Regions from separate parts of the Homo sapiens genome. Here region 1 is linked to region 2. A link is a contact called in ENCODE Hi-C or POLR2A ChIA-PET data. All regions are on one chromosome and are shown on one strand. Each heading gives the region's core, a stretch centred on a gene start or an enhancer-like site at or near the end of the contact. The rest is flanking DNA. Distances are from core to core; before and after follow the strand shown. Region 1 overlaps RAP1GAP2 (RAP1 GTPase activating protein 2). Region 2 overlaps METTL16 (methyltransferase 16, RNA N6-adenosine).

Evidence for each region. A loop is a pair of places that touch in the nucleus more often than their neighbours do. ChIA-PET counts read pairs that join two places held with the same protein, here RNA polymerase II (POLR2A). Pooled maps may share reads with other maps.
Region 1: a pooled map shows a loop between it and region 2 (3-fold over the local background). The contact joins two enhancer-like sites. A Hi-C loop is called at or near these places in 2 of 50 pooled maps. POLR2A ChIA-PET finds 5 or more read pairs at or near these places in 2 of 52 experiments (OCI-LY7 and PC-9).

What each region holds. Positions count from the first base shown.
Region 1 is chr17:2,809,469-2,816,038 of GRCh38, reverse strand. All of the region lies in intron 2 of RAP1GAP2 (RAP1 GTPase activating protein 2), which reads right to left. Among named protein-coding and RNA genes, the nearest start is that of RAP1GAP2, 16 kb to the right of the region's middle. Within about 2 kb of position 1,303, at least 10 of the 41 ENCODE cell types and tissues checked have a DNase peak (open chromatin) inside an H3K27ac peak, as active enhancers do; they include OCI-LY7, where a contact is called at or near this core.
Region 2 is chr17:2,488,092-2,494,270 of GRCh38, reverse strand. All of the region lies in intron 2 of METTL16 (methyltransferase 16, RNA N6-adenosine), which reads left to right. Among named protein-coding and RNA genes, the nearest start is that of METTL16, 21 kb to the left of the region's middle. RefSeq lists an enhancer at 3,105-3,174 and a silencer at 4,834-4,933. Within about 2 kb of position 2,975, at least 9 of the 41 ENCODE cell types and tissues checked have a DNase peak (open chromatin) inside an H3K27ac peak, as active enhancers do; they include OCI-LY7, where a contact is called at or near this core.

The DNA.
Region 1 (6,570 bases), core at 54-2,553, 320 kb before region 2:
GGTCAGAGTGTGAATCAAATAAAAACCCGCTTGTCTGGGCCTTGTGTACACACACGTCTGCCCTTCTGACCACGTCCAGCCAGTGACTGCGTCCACGCATGTACCACAGGGATGCTCTGTCCTCAGCAGGGAGGCCTGGGTCCCGGTACACAATGCTCAGTGTGCCTGCGTAGGTACGCCTGCAGGCACGAGGGCACATCGCACAGTTACACGTGTGTGACCGCACAGCCCAGGACTGTTGTTAATATCGGAAATGGGGCCGGGTGCGGTGGCTCGCGCCTGTAATCCCAGCACTTTGGGAGGCCAAGGTGGGCGGATCACCTGAGGTCAGGAGTTCAAGACCAGCCTGGTCAACGTGGTGAAACCCCATCTCTACTAAAAATACAAAAATTAGCTGGGCGTGGTGGTGCGCGCCTGTAATCCCAGCTACTCAAGAGGCTGAGACAGGAGAATCGCTTGAACCGGGGAGGTGGAGGTTGCAGTGAGCTGAGATTATGCCACTGCAATCCAGCCTGGGTGACAAAGCGAGACTCTGTCTCAATAATAATAATAATAATAATAATAATAATAATAATAATAATATCAGAGATGTTAAGGCAGGTTACATGTGTTGAGCACTAGGTACCAGGCACTCTGTTCCCATTTCACCTGGATAATCTCATTTAAGCCTCACAACAAGCGCACCCACGTGCAGGTACTGTTATTATCCTCAGACAAAGAAACTGGGGCACAGAGAGGTTGCGCAGCCTGCCCCAGGTCACCCAGAGTACGTGAACCTGACTGCTGGAGCCGCACTGTGGGGGAAAGTGCTTTAAACGGCACTGGTTCCCGTGCAGCTGTGAAGCCAGCTGCCTCATCAGCAGCACCTCAGCGCTGGTAACACACAGGTTTCCTGGGCCCCACCCAGGCTGATGAGGCAGAATCCCCAAGCCCCAGGGTGGGGTCCGGAAGCTGCATTTTAACGAGGTCCCCTAGGTGATTCTGTACTGCAGCCAGGGTGGGCAGCCATGGGTCCAGCCTACGTTCAGCTGCCTGACAGGGTTGAACAGGGCATGGCAGGGTGGGACAGGGGCTGTCCCTCCCAAGTCCCGTTCCCGAGCTCGTAGAACAAAGCTCCTCAATTCCACGGGGCGTCTGCTGGTGGCAAAGCACCGAAGAAAGGGGCAATGGCTGCCGTCAACCCTCCCCCCCAACACCCCAGGGCAGGGCTACAAAAGTCAGTTATGTGGCTTTGTGGTCTGCCAGGCACGGATTTCCGCCCACTCCACCCTCTCAGAATGAGCTGGGTGTTGGGGTTGGGGGGGGTGGTACCACACTGCGGTAACCTACTGGTTCACAGCTCAACCCAAGGTAGGGAGGGGACAGCCACCTCACCTGGGTAACAAACAGTGAGACAGCCCGAGCTGGGCACGCTAGAGGCTCCCACGGTCTCAGACCCCAAGTGGGGAGGAACTCAGACAGAAACCACCAGATCCCCACGGCGCGGGAGGAGCTGCATGTGACCTGAGGTTCCGGCTGCCCCAGGGGCACAAGGAAGAGAGCCTTCCATGCCGATGGGGAAGGGGCTGTGCGTGGAGGAAGCTGCATGGAAGCTGGCCCTGGAAGGACGGGCAGGTTGTGACCCTGATGCTGACAGGGAAGGGGCAGCAAAGGCATGTTCCCTGTGGGCAGAGCAGCACAGCCACAGGCGAAAGTGCCCAGCCACACACAGCAAGTTCCACCCTCGGGCTGCAGCTGAAGATCAAGAGGAGGCACGATTGTGAGAAAACAAAACCAGAACTGACAGAGGCACAGAGAGGTTAAGTAACTTGTCCAAGGTCACCCAGCTGGTAGAGTCAGGATTTAAACAGAGGCTGCCTGACTGCCAAGCCCACAAATCAATCAGTAAGCTGGGGTCCCCACTTGGTGTCCTTTGCCCCTTTTCTTCTGTGAATATTTGAGAATGCTGTCAAGGTGAACCTACTAGGCCTAGAACAGTAGTTTTCAACGGAGTCGGGGAGATTTTATACCACTGCCCCAGAAATAGAGCAACGTCTGGAGACATTTTCTTTTTTTCTTTTCTTTTTTCTTTTTTTTGAGATGGAGTCTCACTCTGTTGCCCAGGCTAGAGTGCAATGGTGCGATCTCGGCTCACTGCAACCTCCGCCTCCCGGGTTTAAGTGATTCTCCTGCCTCAGCCTCCCGAGTAGCTACGATTACAGGCACGTGCCACCATGCCCGGCTAATTTTTTGTACTTTTTTAGTAGAGACAGGGTTTCACCATGTTGGCCCGGCTGGTCTCGACGAACTCCTGACCTCAGGTGATCCACCTGCCTGGGCCTCCCAAAGTGCTGGGATTTGTGAGCCACCATGCCTGGCCTGGAGACATTTTCATTATCACAGTGAGGGGTGGGTTGTGGGCATCTTGTGGATACAGGCTAGAGAGGCTGCGCAACACCCTACAACGCACAGGATGGCACCGTAAAACAAAGAGTCAGCCAGCCTCAAATGTTACCAGAAGCCCTGGCCCAGAGGGCTCACGCCCACCAGGAGCCCATTTTAACATCCAGCCTGACCTGAGTCATTGCCCAACCACTGACGGTCACCACACTTGTGTATCCCTTGGGGAAGTGCTTCCCAGGTTTGGCTGCCTATTGGAATGAACGGGGGATCTTTTAAAAGTATAGTTGGGCACCGCAGCTCACGCCTGTATTCCCAGCACTTTGGGAGGCTGAAGCAGGCAGATCACGAGGTCAGGAGTTCGAGGTCAGCCTGGCCAACATGGCTACTAAACCCCATCTCTACTAAAGATACAAAACATTATCTGGGCATGGTGGCATGCACCTGTAATCCCAGCTACTCAGGAGACGGAGGCAGGAGAAATCGCTTGAACCTGGGAGGCGGAGGTTGCAGTGAGCCAAGATTGCACCACTGCACTCCAGCCTGGGCGACAGGGCGAGACTCCATCTCAAAAAAAAAAAAAAGTACTGATGCTGGGTTCTACCCTCCGACATTCAGATTTAATTGGAACTGGGTACAACCTGGGCATCAGAATTTTTTTTTTTTTTTGAGACGGAGTTTCACTCTTGTTACCCAGGCTAGAGTGCAATGGTGCGATCTCGGCTCACTGCAACTTCCATCTCCCGGGTTCAAGCGATTCTCCTGCCTCAGCCTCCTGAGTAGCTAGGATTACAGGGAACCACCACCACGCCTGGCTAGTTTTTGTATTTTTAGTAGAGACAGGGTTTCATTATATTGGTCAGGCTGGTCTCGAACTTCTGACCTCAGGTGATCCACCCACCTCGGCCTCCCAAAATGCTGGGATTACAGGTGTGAGCCACTGCGCCCAGCCGGCATCAGAATTTTTAAAAGCACCTCCAGGTGAAACCAAATTGTAGAAAAGTTTGAGAACCACCGTCCTGGGGGAGGGAAGGAAGGAACAAACAAACTATTTGCTGTGACCCAAAGACAGCCCCCCACCAGATGGGGGCTGGGGGTCCCTACACCAGCATCCTGGCATGAGAAGCCCATCAGAGTCAGCACTATCAAGGTCTGCCTTCGGGCCAGCGTCTAGTAATAGGGAAGGCAGAGCTGGAGCCAGCTTGAGGGATGAAGAGTTAGTCACAGCTGGCAGAGACCGGAGGAGGAGGTTAATTAGAAAGCCTGTGTCACTGGGCAGGAGATAATGGGCCTGAACCGGGAGACAGGAGGAACCACCCCCCCATGACTCAGAGGCTTCTCAACCCAGTGACAGAAAAGAACTGGATCTGAAAGAGAGAAAAGGTTAATTGAGAGTCAGTTCAGTCTGGGAACAGAGCCGAAATGACCAGCCAGCCACTGAGGTCGGGGCAAGAGCACTGTTCTTGGGGATGACCTGGGGAGAGGGACTTGGGAGTCAGCCACAAAGAAACAAGAGCTGAGGCCTAAGGAGGTGAGCAGAGCAGAGGGTCCGGCTGACTCTGGTCTGCAGGGTAGGCTGCGGCCAGCTCTGTTCTTTAAAGTCTGCAGTTAGTTGTCAAGATTTTGTCTAAAACTCCAGATTTCCGGCCAGGCGCAGTGACTCATGCCTGTAATCCCAGCACTTTGGGAGGCCGAGCTGGGGGGATCACCTGAGGTTGGGAGTTCGAGACCAGCCTGGCCAACATGGTGAAACCTCGCCTCTAGTAAAAATACAAAAATCAGGCCAGGCGCAGTGGCTCACGCCTGTAATCCCAGCACTTTAGGAAGCAGAGGTGGGCGGATCACCTGAGGTCAGGAGTTCGGGACCAGCCTGCTCAACGTGGTGAAACCCTGTCTCTACTAAAAATACAAAAAATTAGCCAGAAATGGTGGCGCATGCCTGTAATCCCAGCTACTCGGGAGACTGAGGCAGGAGAATCACTTGAACCCGGGAGGCAGAGGTTGCAATGCACCAAGATCGTGCCATTGCACTCCAGCCTGGGTGACAGAGCGAGACTCCGTCTCAAAAAACAAAAAAACAAAAAAATACACACACAAAGAAACGGATTTCCAGCTGCTGTTATAAAATGGAAGATCCGCTAAGACAGGCCAGCATTCTTGCAGTGCCCAAGAGCTGAGGGTCCAAGTCAGAAAGCAGCAAGGATGGAGCTGATGGAGAAGCAGGAAAAGAACCAGGGGCCAGCACGTCACAGACGACAAGAGCAGCCCCTCACGTCCCGACCCTGCCCTGACCACCTCTGTGTTGTCCTATCGCAAGTTAGCAGCACCCCTGCTCAGGGTCTCAGCTTACTGATCTGTAAATAAGGAGGGTGAGGCCCATCGCCTCTAGCTGTCCATCCTCGTGTCCATGGGGCTCCTGCAGGGTGCCTGCAAAACCTGAACCCTTCCGACAAAGATCAGCCCAGGCAGGTGAGGAATCCCAAATATAGCTGCAGAGGCCGGGGTGACCAGCCAAGGGGAGGGAAGGGAAGACTCAGGGTGAAAAAGCAGCCTTCCAGTGTCTGCAGGGCTCTTAGTGGAAAGAGGGGTGAACCTTGTTGAATGGGGGTAAGTGGGGACGTGCGGGCCAAGGGTCAAGACTGGACCGAGCAATGCAGTTACAGAGATTCCAGATGAAAACAGCGGTCAGCTTCGAGCAAAGTTGTACTACAATAAAATAGGCATCCATACAAGGTAATGAGCTCACTGTCCCCACAGGTAACCAAGCTCAGCCTGGGTGACTAGTTTTAGGGGCACAGGAGATTTGCATAAAGACTAATTTGACTTTTGTTGGCCAGGCGCGGTGGCTCACGCCTGTAATCCCAGCACTTTGGGAGGCTGAGGCGGGCGGATCACGAGGTCAGGAGTTTGCGACCAGCCTGACCAACGTGGTGAAACCCCATCTCTACTAAAAATACAAAAATTAGCCGGGTGTGGTGGCGCATGCCTGTAATCCCAGCTACTCAGGAGCCTAAGGCAGGAGAATCACTTGAACCTGGGAGGCAGAGGTTGCAGTGAGCCAAGATCGTACCATTGCACTCTAGCCTGGGTGACAGAGCGAGACTCCGTCTCAAAAAAAAAAAAAAAAAAAAAAAAAAGGGTGGGGGGACAGGGGAGGGATAGCATTAAAAGACATACCTAATGTTAAATGACGAGTTAATGGGTGCAGCACACCAACATGGCACATGTATACATATGTAACAAACCTGCATGTTGTGCACATGTACCCTAGAACTTAAAGTATAATTAAAAAAAAAAAACGACTAATTTGACTTTTTAAATCTCAAGCCCTAAGATTCAAAGACTCTAGAGATCTGGGGGTCTCTCCTGAAGGTTCCCCTCTCCCTCTCCCAGCGCCCCCAGGGAAGGCCATCGGGGATTAGGTTCTGGACTCTGCCTCCCAGGGAGGGAAGGCCGGGGTGGTCCAGACAAAGCTCGCAAGGTCCACATTTGCTCCCCTCGCCCTTCACCAGGGCCTCAGCCCTCTGTCCAGCCCTAGCAACTCCTGCTCCACACACAGCCCCCGGTCCCAGCATAGCCTCACCCAGAGCCTTCTCAGAGGCAGAGGAAGGAACTCCTGGGGTGGGGCGGGGGGAGGGGAGGGTCCCAGCACAAGCCAGAGGGGCCACTGACAGCCCCTATTGACACTCACATCCCCAACTCCCTGCTAGCTGCCCCAGAGGAGCCAGCGGGAGGAAGGGGATAGAAGGTGCCACCCCGCTCCCAGACACCAGCGTCGTCTCTGTACGGCCCCTGAGGGCTGCTTGGGCCCCTGTCCATCAAGAGCCTCTCCCGCGGTGGCTGGAGAGGGGTGTCCTGACACACCCATGGGTCTGCAGTGTGTAGACAAGAAGCACCAGGGGGTGCACAATCTGGGGAGGCACGAGTCTTTCTCCAGAGCCAAGTGGGAGCAATTCTTCCCCGGCCTTGGCCAAATCCAGCTCCCAGCGAGCCGGGCAGAGCCCTCTGGCCTCTTCCACAGGACCGTGAGTCTTCCCATCCAGGCCAGGCCAGCAGGCCTCTGGGCCTGGGGAGACCAGCGAGGAAGCCCAAGTGCATGGCCAGAGGCCTGGGGGTTCATGAGGACCCGGGGAGCTGAGAGGGGTGAGGGGGGCCTCCGGGGATGGTTGGGTCTCGGCTGGCGGGCCACAG
Region 2 (6,179 bases), core at 1,726-4,225:
GTGGGTGGATCACTTGAGGCCAGGAGTTTGAGACCAGCCTGGCCAACATGGAGAAACCCCATCTCTACTAAAAATACAAAAATTAACCTCCCAGCGACTCGGGAGGCTGAGGCATGAGGATCACTTGAACCCAGGAGATAGAGGTTACGGTGAGCCAAGATTGCACCACTGCACTCCAGCCAGGGCAACAGAGCGAGACTCTGTCAAAAACAAAAAGAAAAGAAATTAAAAGTAATCTTTAAAAAGTTTTTTAAAAAGACTTGTTACAGGGAAGAAGAAATGTGTCTGTGAGGCGATGGGAAGAGGATACGGCAGTCTTGAGGAGAACTTCCTTGTTTTTCTTTTAGAGATGAGAGCAATGTGAGCCTATTTATAGTTGCAACCTCGCATGGTTCGCAGGAACCTGTGGTAGACATAGGAGAGTCTACCTTGGTGTAAATGACCTGGCAGCTCCCAGAAATCTTCCCCCTTCCTGCTTAGGTAGGAGTTGTTGATGATTGTCTGCACTGGTAGAATGTTCTTCATTTTTACAATGGTTTTTTTTTTTTTTTTGAGACAGAGTCTCACAGCGTCACCCAGACTGGAGTGCAGTGGCCCAATCTCGGCTCACTGCAACCTCCACCACCTGAGCTCAAGCAATTCATGTGCCTCAGTCTCCTGAGTAGCTGGAATTATAGGCATGTGCCACTACAGCTGGCTAATTTTTGTATTTTTAGTAGAGATGGGGTTTTACCATGTTGGTTAGGCTGGTCTCGAACTCCTGACGTCAAGTGATCCGCCCGCTTTGGCCTCCCAAAGTGCTGGGATTACAGGTGTGAGCCACAGCGCCCAGCCTACAATGGCTTTGTATTTAATTCTGTCAGTTGTATTAAAGAAGAATTACTGGGCTGGGTGTGGTGGCTGCCTGTAATTCCAGCACTTTGGGAGGCCAAGGCGGGCGGATCATGAGGTCAGGAGATCAAGACTATCCTGGCTAACACAGTGAAACCCCATCTCTACTAAAAATACAAAAAAATTAGCCGGGCGTGGTGGCACGCACCTCTAATCCCAGCTACTCAGGAGGCTGAGGCAGGAGAATGGCATGAACCCGGGAGGCGGAGCTTGCAGTGAGCTGAAATTGTCTCAAAAAAAAAAAAAAAAAGAAGAATCACCAAAATATAAACTCAACTAATGATGGAAAAGAAATGTCACACAAAACATTAGACCTTCAGTGGGTCAGAGTGTCACTTATTTGCTTAACTCCTAAGTGGTCTCTTAAGGGAATCAGGGGTGTTTTGGAAAGGGGACATTTCTAAGTTAGTCTTGTTAAGTATCAGTCTTGAGGGTGCCAGTTCCAGCTGTGTTTTTTTTGTTGTTTTTTTTTTTTTTTTTTTGAGACGGAGTCTTGCTCTGTTGCCCAGGCTGGAGTGCAGTGGCGTGTTCTTGGCTCACTGCAACCTCTGCCTCCTGGGGTTCAAGCAATTCTCCTGCCTCAGCGTCCTGAGTTGCTGGGATTATAGGTGCCAACCACCACACCTGGCTAATTTTTTTATTTTTTATTTTTAGTAGAGACGGGGTTTCACCATGTTGGCCAGGCTGGTCTCAAACTCCTGACCTCTTGATCCACCTGCCTCAGCCTCCCAAAGTGCTGGGATTACAGGTGTGAGCCACTGTGGCCGGCCTTAGCTGTGAGATTTTATGTAATTTTCTTAGCTTTACTGAGACTGAATCTTCTCACCTGAAAAGGAGGGATGAGAGGACATCCTCATGAAGGTTAGCAGTTGTGTAGAATGACTAGCATTCTATGGACACTGAGTTCATGGTAGGTGCTCATATTGTTGTTAAGCCTGGTATAAGTAAGGTGGCAAGGATTGCTACTCTGATATCTTATTTTTCTCCCCTGCATGTCACTGCTTTGTTATAATCATATCTGACCATTGCAATTAGATTTTAGTTTGTGTTTTTTCACAATAATCAGTTCCATAGGGACAGCCTACAATTTAGTTCAGCACTGTCAGTTCAGCTTGAATAGAATGTGACACTTAACCGATTTGTTTTTATTTATTTATTTGTTTATTTTTGAGACGGAGTCTTGCTCTGTCGCCCAGGCTGGAGTGCAGTGGCGCAATCTCGGCTCACTGCAAGCTCCGCCTCCCAGGTTCACGCCATTCTCCTACCTCAGCCTCCCGAGTAGCTGGGACTACAGGCACCCGCCACCACGCCCGGCTAATTTTTTGTATTTTTAGTAGAGACAGGGTTTCACCGTGTTAGCCAGGATGGTCTCGATCTCCTGACCTCGTGATCCGTCAGCCTTGGCCTCCTAAAGTGCTGGGGTTACAGGCGTGAGCCACCGCGCCCAGCCCTATTTGTTTTTATTTTTATTTATTTTAACTGATTTTTTTTTTTTTTTTTTTTGTGAGACGGTGTCTCGCTCTGTCGCCCAGGCTGGAGTGCAGTGGCGCGATCTCGGCTCACTGCAAGCTCTGCCTCCCAGGTTCATGCCATTCTCCTGCCTCAGCCTCCGGAGTAGCTGGAACTACAGGCTCCCACCACCACGCCTGGCTAATTTTTTGTATTTTTAATAGAGACGGGGTTTCACCGTGTTAGCCAGGATGGTCTCCATCTCCTGACCTCGTGATTCACCCGCCTTGGCCTCCCAACGTGCTGACATTACAGGTGTGAGCCACCGTGCCCGGCCAACTGATTTGTTTTTAAACCAAAGACCTAGCATGGAAGGGCTTTATCATGCTGGGTAGACTGTACCATTTTTAGCACCTCAGTGACCATCTAAAGACTAGAAACCAACCTTGGAGTAACACTGGGAGGCTTTTGGCTTTTGTTTTTGTTGCATCAGGTTCAGCTTCTACAGGATTAGAATGATTGTTATTTTAACAATGGATTACAGAAATGTGTCTGTTCAAAATCCATCTGTAATGGTAATACTGTATTCATCAGTGGTAGAGCAGGAGTCATTCTGGGGAAATCGGCCATGAGCCTGTTGACAATAGGCTATTTTGGGAAGCTGAATGTGTTAAACAAACAACAAAGACTGAAAATGAATAAACTGCTGATTTTCACGTGAGAGCTAATTTTAGTTCCTGGGCCTCCCTGTGATCTCTGAAATGAGAATGAGAAAAGATCTTGCCTGTCTGTGTTCAGGTTTTTTGAATGTCCCAGAGTGCTAACGTGACCTAGATTCTTAACTAGTGAAGTCGAGTGACTTGACTTTGCCCAACAAAAGTATTTTTGACACTCAGACTAGTGTCTGGATCTTTTCAGAAAAGAAAATAAACAACAAAGTCTAACAATCAGCTCTTCATTGGTGTTCACTTTATTTCCTTCCATGAAACTAGCCTCAGCTTAATGTCTTGTACTTTTTTAGGATATAGTTCCTTGTGAATAAATTGTGTGCTCTAGTTCATCATTTTGTAAGTTGAATATATATATATATTTGAATAACAAGAATTGTTTATGTAAGCAACAACTTTCTTTGAAGGCCCTTGGAAAACATTAATTACATTGTTCTCTTGCCCAAAATGTCTCTTGAAGCTTTATGATGAGCCCTACAGCTGCAGCACTATCTTTTGGTGATTGCTGTCACTGTGTTACAGAGAGCAGATATTCTAGAACCAAGGACCTGTTTTCTGGTTTTCAAAAAAGGAATTATTTTTTACTATACAGACATTATAGACCCCTTAATGGGAAAATTAGAGAAATATATTTTTCCTAACTACATTTATAATGGTAATGTCACATACATACAAAAAGTCAGTTCTTTCACCCTAAAAGATGAAATTAGTCCGTAATCTCATCTTTCTAAGCCCTTGTCTTTATTCATACGTAGGAATTTTTGTGGTTGTAGTTGTAGTTACATACAATCATTCGTCGTCTTCTCCCCCATTTGACATTATACTGTAAGCATTTTGCATAAAGTTACAAAAGCTGTAATACATCCCCCCAAGCGAGTACAGTGCAGTCATTAAAAAGAATAAGACTGGGCTGATCCACATACACTTGTATGAAGAGAGTTTACATATTTAGTTAAAAAAAAAGTGGAATTATGTAATTAAATGTGTTTAGATAATACAGAAATGTGAGGTGAAGGAAGTCTCCACCCGACGCATCTACCCACCTGCGTGCATATCGAGTCCCTACTTACCTTCCAGACTTTTCCTCTGCATCTGTTTATACAGGGTCTTTTTGTTTTGTTTTTACAAGAATGCAATCAGAATGTACATATATACTTCTACTCAACTTCTTTTTCAAACGTAATATATTGAGGAACGCTCTTCATACAAGTATATGTAGATCAGCCTAATCTTATTCTTTGTAATAACTGTATAGGATTTTCTTGCATGGTTATATTATAGCTTATTTAGCCAATTCCATACTGATTACTTTTAGGTTGTTCCTAAATTTTCTGTAGTACAAAACTTAAATTTAACAGTTCCTCTTTTATCACTGGACTTATTTTTCTTTCTTTTTAAGCTTCACTGAATTTAGGGTAAGTCACTGGGCATTGCTAGGAAATCGCAGTATTCGTTTTTTTTTTTTTTTTTGAGTCTCGCTCTGTCATCCAGGCTGGAGTGCAGTGGCGTGATCTTGGCTCACTGCAACCTCCACCTCTCAGGTTCAAGCGATTCTCCTGCCTCAGCCTCCTTAGTAGCTGGGGTTACAGGCACGTGCCACCACGCCCAGCTAATTTTTTTTGCATTTTTAGTAGAGACGGGATTTCACCGTCTCTATTAAATGGCGATTACAGTTGCCTGCCACCACGCTCGGCTAATTTTTGTACTTTTAGTGGAGACGGGGTTTCACCGTGTTGGCCAGGCTGCTCTCAAACTCCTGACGTCAGGTGACCTGCCTGCCTCGGCCTACCAAAGTGCTGGGATTACAGATGTGAGCCACTGCGCCCGGCCGAAATCACAGTATTCTTAACTATGCCTGGAAAGGGCAAAGAGGTGTTTGGATGACTAGATTTTTCTTTTCTGTTAGTTGCTCTTTAGTTAGCATAGGAATGGCATTTAAAAGATCAGCCTGAAGGCCTGGCTTCAAGCTGCTTTATGCTTGTAATCACAACATTTTGGGAAGCTATTGCTTGAGGCCAGGAGTTCAAGATCAGCCTGGTCAATATAGTGAGACCCCTTCTCTACAAAAAATAAAAAAAAATAAAAAAAAAAGAATGAAAAGTTTAGCTTGATTGATCGAGGTACAATTTTTTATTTTGCCAGTAGGATTTTGGATTCTTTGGTTAACTTAGGGTTATCAGTAATGGTTGTTTCCATTGTTTCAGGATCTGTGTTTTTGTATATTACTATCTAATTGCTTATTTGACCCATGAGAGTGTTTAAAAAGTGGACATTTTCTTCAATAAGTCTTCTGTATCAGAGAGTTGAAAAGTGGGAAGGATGTCAGTACAGTACGCGAATAATAATTTAAGGCCACTTAATTTTTTTTATTGTTGTGAGAAACGCAACGTAGAATGTCCCATCTTAATCCAGTTTAAGTGTACAGTGTGTTAACCCTGTGCTTGTTGTTGTGCAGATTTCTAGAACCTTTTCATGAGTTAGACTACTTTAGATACCTTTACCTTAAAGTAGAATCATGCAGTATTTGTTGTTTTTGACTCGCTTATTTCACTTAGCTTGATATCCTCAAAGACTTATCCATGTTCTAGCACGTGACAGGATTTCCTTTTTTTTGTTTTTTTTAATTTGTTTTTTTGGTGGGTGGGGAACGGAGTCTTGCTCTGTTGCCCAGGCTGGAGTGCAGTGGCACTATCTCTGCTCACTGCAACCTATCCGCCTCCCGGGTTGAAGCGATTCTCCTGCCTCAGCCTCCCGAGTAGCTGGGATCATAAGCGCCCACCACCAAGCCTGGCTAATTTTTGTATTTCTAGTAGAGATGGGGTTTCACCATATTGGCCAGGCTGGTCTCAAACTCCTGACCTCAGGTGATCTGCCCACCTCAGCCTCCCAAAGTGTTGGGATTACAGGCGTGAGCCACTGCGCCGGGCTGGGATTTCCTTCTTTTTAAAGGCAGAATAGTATTCCATTTTGTGTATATACCACATTTGCTTTATCTGTTAATCTGTCAGTGGACCTTTAGGTTGCTTTCACCTCTTGGCTGTTGGGGTTAATGCTGCAGTAAATATGGGTGTGCAGATATCTTTTTGAGGTCCTGTTTTCAAATCTTTTGAG